Linked DNA regions of Homo sapiens: all the other regions are linked to region 1. Evidence: chromatin contacts called from ENCODE Hi-C or POLR2A ChIA-PET data. All regions are on one chromosome and are shown on one strand. Each heading gives the region's core, a stretch centred on a gene start or an enhancer-like site at or near the end of the contact. The rest is flanking DNA. Distances are from core to core; before and after follow the strand shown. Region 1 overlaps CHRNA1 (cholinergic receptor nicotinic alpha 1 subunit). Region 2 has its middle 18 kb from the start of WIPF1. Region 3 overlaps CHN1 (chimerin 1).

The links. A loop is a pair of places that touch in the nucleus more often than their neighbours do. ChIA-PET counts read pairs that join two places held with the same protein, here RNA polymerase II (POLR2A). Pooled maps may share reads with other maps.
Region 2: a loop to region 1 is called in a pooled map, with 5 times the contacts of the local background. The contact joins two enhancer-like sites. A Hi-C loop is called at or near these places in 4 of 37 single-sample maps with no recorded cell type and 8 of 50 pooled maps.
Region 3: a map of naive thymus-derived CD4-positive, alpha-beta T cell shows a loop between it and region 1 (5-fold over the local background). The contact joins two enhancer-like sites. A Hi-C loop is called at or near these places in 1 of 168 maps with a recorded cell type or tissue (naive thymus-derived CD4-positive, alpha-beta T cell) and 11 of 50 pooled maps. POLR2A ChIA-PET finds 5 or more read pairs at or near these places in 3 of 52 experiments (A673, activated CD4-positive, alpha-beta T cell and common myeloid progenitor, CD34-positive).

What each region holds. Positions count from the first base shown.
Region 1 is chr2:174,749,733-174,752,432 of GRCh38, reverse strand. CHRNA1 (cholinergic receptor nicotinic alpha 1 subunit) reads left to right here. Exons shown (of 9, transcript NM_000079.4): 7 at 2,264-2,487. Among named protein-coding and RNA genes, the nearest start is that of CHRNA1, 13 kb to the left of the region's middle. RefSeq lists an enhancer at 1,136-1,315. Within about 2 kb of position 1,277, at least 3 of the 41 ENCODE cell types and tissues checked have a DNase peak (open chromatin) inside an H3K27ac peak, as active enhancers do.
Region 2 is chr2:174,614,665-174,617,364 of GRCh38, reverse strand. It overlaps a transcript of WIPF1 not described here. Among named protein-coding and RNA genes, the nearest start is that of WIPF1, 18 kb to the right of the region's middle. Within about 2 kb of position 1,329, at least 7 of the 41 ENCODE cell types and tissues checked have a DNase peak (open chromatin) inside an H3K27ac peak, as active enhancers do.
Region 3 is chr2:174,899,938-174,902,637 of GRCh38, reverse strand. All of the region lies in intron 5 of CHN1 (chimerin 1), which reads left to right. Among named protein-coding and RNA genes, the nearest start is that of CHN1, 100 kb to the left of the region's middle. Within about 2 kb of position 1,422, at least 4 of the 41 ENCODE cell types and tissues checked have a DNase peak (open chromatin) inside an H3K27ac peak, as active enhancers do.

The DNA of each region.
Region 1 (2,700 bases), core at 28-2,527:
ACACTCGGCTAATTTTTGTATTTTTTGTAGAAACGGGGTTGCACCATGTTGCCGAGGCCAGTCTCGAACTCCTGGGCTCAAAGATCTGCCTACCTCGGCCTCCCAAAGTGCTGGGATTACAGGTGTGAGCCACTGTGCCTGCCCTGCACTTGTTTTTAAACAAATAATCACAAACACAATTCTTTCAACTTTCTAATCAAATGAAACTTTTTTACATTAAAAAAATAAATAAATAGAGATGGAGTCTTGCTATGTTGCCCAGGCTAGTCTCAGACTCCTGGCCTCAAGTGATCCCCCTGCCTTGGCCTCCCGGGGTGTTAGGATTACAGGCATGATCCACCGCACCAGGCCCTCAAATGAAACTTTTTAAAATAAAAACACTGTCGGGGCATTATGGGAACTAACAAGAGTCTCTATAAACGTTAAATGATTTGTGCTTGAAAAGTGCTTAGGGGCCAGATGCAGTGGCTCACACCTGTAATCCCAGCACTTTCGGAGGCCAAGGCGGATGGATCACTTGAGGTCAGGAGTTTGAGACCAGCCTGGCCAACATGGTGAAACCCCATCTCTATTAAAAATACAAAAAATTAGCCAGGTGTGGTGGCACGTGCCTGTAATCCCAATTACTTGGGAGGCTGAGGCAGGAGAATCGCTTGAACCCTGGAGGCGGAGGTTGCAGTGAGCTGAGATGGCACCACTGAACTCCAGCCTGGGCAACAGAGTGAGACTCCCTCACAAAAAAAAAAAGAAGAAAAAAAGAAAGAAAAGAAAGAAAGAAAAAAGAAAAGCACTTAGCACAAAAATTATGCTTGATAAATGTTGGCTATTATTATTATCATTATTATTAATCAACAAATTTTATATAAGTGGACAAATATTTTGTATTTGTAATTGTATTCTTTTTCACTTTGAAAGGTTTTCCTACCCACCAGGTAGAATTGACAATTTCTTGTTTGTTTCCACTCTTTATCGTATACATACATACATATTCTATATATATTCTAGCATCCGGAAGCAGCCAGTAGGGGACAGCTTCATCATTGAAAGCAGGGTAACACAAGGGTTTCCAGCAGCACCAACAGCAAGGCCAGCCCAGGGAAAGTCCCTCCCAGAGCTTCTCTGCTGCACCTAAGGTGGTCAAGCCTCACAAAACTACCTCAGTGCCATTCGGCCCCTGACCTTCCTGCTGCCAAGTTTGCCCAGCCAAAACTCTCCTGAGATCAAAGGGCCTGCAGAAAAGAGGTGGGGGCTGGGGAAATCCCTGCTCCCTTAGTATGCAAAAAAAACAAAACAAGAAATAAGTGAGAAGACAAACTTCCTCTTATATGAAAATGAGACAGCGAGTGGTGTGAAACCACTGTATCAGAAGATCACTCAGGACGTCAAGGAGAACTCCTTAGCCTTCCGGATTTTGTCCTTTTCTTGGGTTTTGGTCTTACAGCTTGCTCCCTCAATAACAGAAAGATATGTGTACTTCTGGGCTGCCCATTCATCTGCTGGGTAAGAAATAGGCCAGGGGTGGTTCCGTTTTATGAGGTTTAATGCATCCTGCTGCAGAAGGGAAATGCCACACCGAGTCCAGCTTGTCCACCCAGAACTCCTTTCAGTTCCCTGGGTTCCACCAAGAATCAGAAATCTGGAGCATGAGATGAAATATTGTTCCGTTTTCTGCTTGGCAGCCTCTAATGGAAATGCTTGCCACTGGCTGCTGTCAGAAAAGTTAAGGTATGGTGGTTACATAGGAAATTCTGCAGAAAAAAATGCTTTGAGATTTCCCAGAATAATGCTTTGAGAACATGTCAGTCACATTCCTCTTACCCTTGGGTTTCAGTGGTGAATTAGTTTGCTTGGGCTGCCACACAAAACACCATAGGCTGTGAGGCTTAGATAACAGAAATGTAATTTCTCACAGTTCTGGAGACTGGAATTCCAAGATCAAGGTGCCAGTAGAGTTGGTTTCTTGTGAGGCCTCTCTCGGTTTGTAATGGCCATCTTCTTCCTGTGTCCCATGGCCTTCCGTCTATGCATCTGTGTCCTAATTCCTCTCCTTATAAGGACACTAGTCATACTTGATTACTCACTACCCCATATCACCTCGTTTTCATTTAATTACCTCCTTAAAGTCCCTGTCTTCAAATACAGTCACATTCTTAGGTCCCAGGACTCAGGACTTCCACATATAAATGGTGGGGTGGGAGGAACACTGCAGCCCAACCCAGATGGGTAGTTGTGGGATTTTTTTTTTTTTTTTTGGTCTTTTCAGGGGAGAAGATGACTCTGAGCATCTCTGTCTTACTGTCTTTGACTGTGTTCCTTCTGGTCATCGTGGAGCTGATCCCCTCCACGTCCAGTGCTGTGCCCTTGATTGGAAAATACATGCTGTTCACCATGGTGTTCGTCATTGCCTCCATCATCATCACTGTCATCGTCATCAACACACACCACCGCTCACCCAGCACCCATGTCATGCCCAACTGGGTGCGGAAGGTGAGTGGGGAGGCCCCTGCAGACTTCACACGGAGGCACATCTACAGGCCTCCCCTTCGAGGAGCCAGTGGGTTTCTAGCTAATACTTGGGGCTATTTAGGAACTAAGTTCTCTTTGGGCTTTAGGGAATTTTTGGAAGGAACTTTCTTTGGCCTCTTTTTAGGAATAAATAACTCCTGTAGCCTTCCCAGAGAGAAAAGAAAAACAGAATTA
Region 2 (2,700 bases), core at 80-2,579, 140 kb after region 1:
GAGAGTAGCACTGGAAACATTGAACACAAAGTATTCTAACCCTTATTGCTCAATGTGTTTTTCCAGAGCAGCCCAAAAGGTTATGCTGGGTTTCATGAGCTGCAGAGGATGACTGACTGGTGCCACCTAGAAAGACAAACAGCAGAAACTGCAGAGCTTGGACTGAGCTCAGACAAAAATCTCTGCTGCTTGTACCCAGCTTGAATATTATGGCCAACACTTGAAGAATAGAAAGCATCACTTAAAACATTTTAATTATCCCCACATGTAACATGGGCCCTAAATGTTCTGAACTGAAAACCTCACTATGTAGTTGAAGGTCAATGACACAAGTTTCAGATATTAAAGGTTTATCACTGTTTCCTGTCTTCCTATTAAAAAAAATGAAAAAAAAATCAAATAAATCATCAGTTGTGAGACAAATTTCCTTGATGACCAAAACCAGAGGGCTCTTTGGGCTTCCTTAATCCAGTTAGCAAGAAACACCTCAAAATAGCAATACAAAGCCAGGATTGAAAAGAATTTAAAGACCATTACTGACAAAGTTCTTGTCAAATAAAAGTTATTTGAAAATAAAAATAAGGATCTTTTTGAAATTTTGGTAGCAGTTGCCACCTGTTCTCTCAGAAAAGTAACTGCTTTTACAGAAAACTCTAAATAATTTTCAAAACCCAGTAAAACATGGTCTTTATTGCTTATGTATTCCCTTAATTTGAAGAATATTTTTAAACGCTCAAAAATGGAAAATTCAATGTTGGTCATCTTAAAGATTCTAGATGTATTTCAGCCCAAGCTTGACAAACAAGTGCTTTAGGTATCCTCTTCCCTCCTTAGCTCCTTAAGGACCACACTGTGGAAGGAAGACTGGAAAGGCCTCAGCAGGGGAGAAACCATGTGATGGAGGCTCAGAGTGGACTTCTGATCTAGTAGTGGCTTCAGGAAGGGACGCCAGACTTGCCATTCCAGCAGGGGTCGAGGCCTCCCTGTCTCGTGAAGAGGAAGGTGTGAAATCCTCTTATAGACACATGATTCTCTTTCAGTGTATTTTCTTTATTCCATCTTGACCTCAGGATGGATAACTCATCATCCCTTTTGGCACGGATCAAAATCCCTGGATAAATGCCAACCTTAAGTTTGCCTGCATGTGTGTAACCATGGCCAAGGTAAACTGGTCTCTTGGGTTTCTTTTGAGTTGAAATGAGCTGAGCTGTTTGTTTCCTCTGAGCCATATACAGATGCTTTTTGAACTATCTTTGTGTTTGAGGGAATTTTTTTTCATGGTATCAGCACACCACTTCCTCCAAGTCATTACTTTGAAACAGTTTTGTAGAGGGAGATATTCCTGCTGGCCACCAGCCTAGCCAAGCAAAGTGATGACTGAGGGATGGCAGTAAAGCTTTATTAGTGCACTTCATGTTTTTGGATGAGTTCATGAAATGATTTCTCATCCACTAATTTTGGCAAATAGAGGGTGGGCTGTCATCTGAGCTCAGCAGTAGAAAACAGCACTTTGTTAATACCAAGCATTGGCTCCCCTGTTTGAATGATACTCAGAATTTCAGCTAAAATAATGTCCTCCGATGACCTTTGCCTGCTCTTCTCTTTATAAGAATTCCACAGAACTCTTTTGAATATGGATTTCCACTTAATCTTTGATACTTCCAGGCTCTTGGGTCCTGATAAGTTTTAGAAACTGCAAGTTTAAGTGAAGCTGTTTTTAACTTCCCTTTTATTTTGCTTTAAATATTTTTAGCAATGAATGACCTTTGAATACTTTTAAATGTTGCTATACAAACATAAACAGTGCTTTTACTAACATATTTTATAAATATTTCCTTTTCCATAAATTCATAAATTGCTTTTGTCATAAAAATAGTAATATTTTATAGTATTTTAAGAGTAAATTCTAAGCCTTTAAGAACTTTTATGCCTACACTAAGGAAAATAGGACTAGAGACTTAAAATACATAACCATGCTACATTTATAGTGATTGTTATGTTCTCTGATTCATACATTAAAAACTGATGTGATTCCATAAAATTCTGACTGTATTTTTTTAATGTAATTGCTTATTTTGTATAGGAAGTGGGAGGAGTTATCCTTGAGGCAAATCACCACTGAATTGACCCATCCTTTTATCAACTTTATTTTTTTTTAAGCCCAAATTCTAGCAAAGCAATAACAGGTATCAGTTTCTTCCCTAAGTAATATATTGTACACTGTCTTTATTATGGTTTGGTGGCATTTTAGAATAAAGTCATAACTTTAAAACTTTTTTAAAGCTGCGCTTTTAAGACTGATTATATACATGTCACAGAATCCAGAGTAGAATGAATATATGTCGCTATTGTTCTCCATTGCTTGAACTTCTCCATGTTACTTATGCTGTAAATATTTTTGAGATATTCTCATCTTTGTGCATCTTAGAACTTCTGAGAAACTCTCATCTATATTCTCAAGATATTGGGGCAGAGGGAACATAGGAGAAAACTTAATCTCAACATTGGTGCAAACAGAGGTTGGAAAGCATTGCAGTGAACAATGCTAGTGAAGAGTAAGATGTACCTCCACAAGGTGTTTTGCAGCAGGTTAAGAGTATAGCTTGGATAGTAGGAAATTCTGTATACAGAAGCCTTTGTACTTTGGAAAATAAGATTTCATATTGATCTTCATACTTGTTTTCCATGAATGCCCTGACA
Region 3 (2,700 bases), core at 173-2,672, 150 kb before region 1:
ACCTTCTTGTTGTGCTATTTGGAATAAGTGAAAAATAATGTTCTGTAGAACATTTTTCAAAACTGTTTTTCTCCTCTTAGTTTAGATTATGAATCATTTTATGGGAAAATTTTAAGATATAAGAGTAAGTGATAACACATGATGACAGTAACATTTAGTTCTGCAGTATTAGAAAATTAATATTGATGAAGGGGATAGCACAATTTATTTAAAATATAATATATTATCAGTGCTAAAAAGCTTTTTAAAAACATTGATATAATAATTCCAGTTTATGTGAGGTACCCTTGCTCAGGTGTTCTTTAATAAAACAAACCATAGAAAGTAATTGATGTGACACAGTAGGAAATGGCTAGTTTAACATAAGGCATCCCTTACTTGAAAAAATTGATGTGTTCCTGAAAATGTGTTGCAAATTGAACTGTATTGTAAAAGCACAAGAGGAGATAGCTGTTCAAAAAGATTAGCATTTTTTCCCTGACAAATATACAATACAAAAAATATTTTAAAATGTAGGAAAACACAAAGGCAAAAAGCACCCCAATTCTACTATCCAGAAATAATCACTGTTAAAACTGTGTTGTATGAAATTCTAGCATTTTCCCGAGTTATACAGAAATGACTTTATACAAGGTACACTATATTATGGTATGCTTTTTTTCAGTTAGCTGTGTATTATGAATATTTTCCATGTTGATAAATATATGAGAAGTTTGCTATTTGAATTAATTCTTCGTAAGGTTAAGTTTCACCTCCCCTTTTTAAAAATTCTGATTTTCACTTACATTTACTTATTTAAATGTAGGTCTATCAGTAACTTTGTTTTTATTACCACGTGTACTATATATAAAATGCAGAAAAGTAGGAAAAGGAAAATATTACCTATAATCTCATGGCCCTCAAAGACAAACATTATTTTTTGGCATTTATTAAATGTATTTTTGTTGTTCTCCCTGTTGCTTTGTTTTTAGAAAATTGCAATATCCTTCTAGGTGCTGGAGATACAAGGAAAAACAAAACAGTCAAGATCCCTGGCCTTATGGAGCTTAACAGTTTATTAGGTAGAGAGAGGATTAGACTTTAATGAATTGTCCCACAAATGCCAAGCTAAAAACTGAGGCAAATGCTGTGGAAGGAAAGCAAGGGAGATACGAGTGCATAAAGGAGGATCTGATCTAAACCCAGAGTCTCACTCTAAATCTAAATTGCAATCAGGGAAGGCTTTTCTGAGAAAGGAAAGTCTGATTTGAGAACTGAAGCGTTGTGAGAGTGATCTAAGGAAAGAGAGTGAGTGAGAGGGCAAAGAGAAAGAACCTAGAAGCCCGACCAGCATGTCCATGCAAGGGCTGCAGTGCACATCTCTGAACTGAAAGAAGAGGGTGGCCGGGAGCACAGTGAGTTGGAGAGGGAAGAAGTGAGGCTGCACATCTGCTTCTTGTAGGCCCGGTTAAGAATTTTGCTCTTTATTCTAAGAGCTGGGCTGTGACATAACCCAAGCTTGAATTTCCTTTTGGTTTCTGAAGAATAAACAGCTGAAGTAGATCAATAGTGGATGCACACAAGAAAGTTACTTGTTACCTTTTCTCTTAGTAACCTCTTCATGTCCATTGCCCTATATATTTTGTGTATAGTATTTATGCAACCATTTATTATATTTACCATGCAAGCTTTCTCTATTTTTGTTGGTCTTTGACATAATTTAATTTTTCCTGGTTACACTTCAGTGAATCTTTTTCTAAGTGAAAATTTTATTTTATAAAATTTATTCCATTTTTCTTTGCCCTAGATAGCACACCTCCACAAGATATTTGATAGTTACTTTTTTTTTTTTTGAGATGGAGTTTCGCTCTTTTTGCCCAGGCTGGGGTGCAATGGCGCAATCTCAGCTCACTGCAACCTCTGCTTCCTGGGTTCAAGCGATTCTCCTGCCTCACCCTCCCGTGTAGCTGGGCATACAGGCACCTGTCACCACGCCCGGCTAATTTTGTATTTTTAGTAGAGACGCAGTTTCACCATGTTGGCCAGGTTGGTCTCGAACTCCTGACCTCAGGTGATCCACCCGCCTTGGCCTCCCAAAGTACTGGGATTACAGGCGTGAGCCACTGCGCCTGGCCTTGATGGTTACGTTTTAAAAATTTTTATGAGACAGGGTCTTGCTCTGTTGTCTAGCCTGGAGTATGATCATAGCTCACTGTAGCCTGGAACTCCTCAGCTGAAGTGATCCTCCTGCCTCAGCCTCCCAAGTAGCTAGGCCTACAGGCACATATCACCGCACCTGGCTAATTTTTTCATTTTTATGTAGAGACAGGGTGCCACCAGGCTGGTCTTGAACTCCTAGCCTTCTCCTGAACTCCTGGCCCGAGAAGCAATCCTCCCTTCTCCGGGTCCCAGAGTGCTGTGATTGTAGTTGTGAGTCACTGCCCCTGGCCTTGGTAGTTACATTTACTTTCTTCTAGATTTCATGGTGTGTTAACATGTAACTTGTTTATCCACCAATAATTTATTTTGATATTCGATAAATATTTTCCCAACTGTATTGTATTTAATACTTTCTTCAAAATATTAATAGGTACACAGAAGTAAAGTAGAATATATTTGGGGATTGTTGCATACTGTATCCCTGTCCTGGTGATATTTCTAAAGACTCTGAGAAGTTCTGCAGTGAAACAAAATGAACATACATATACACATAAAAACTGA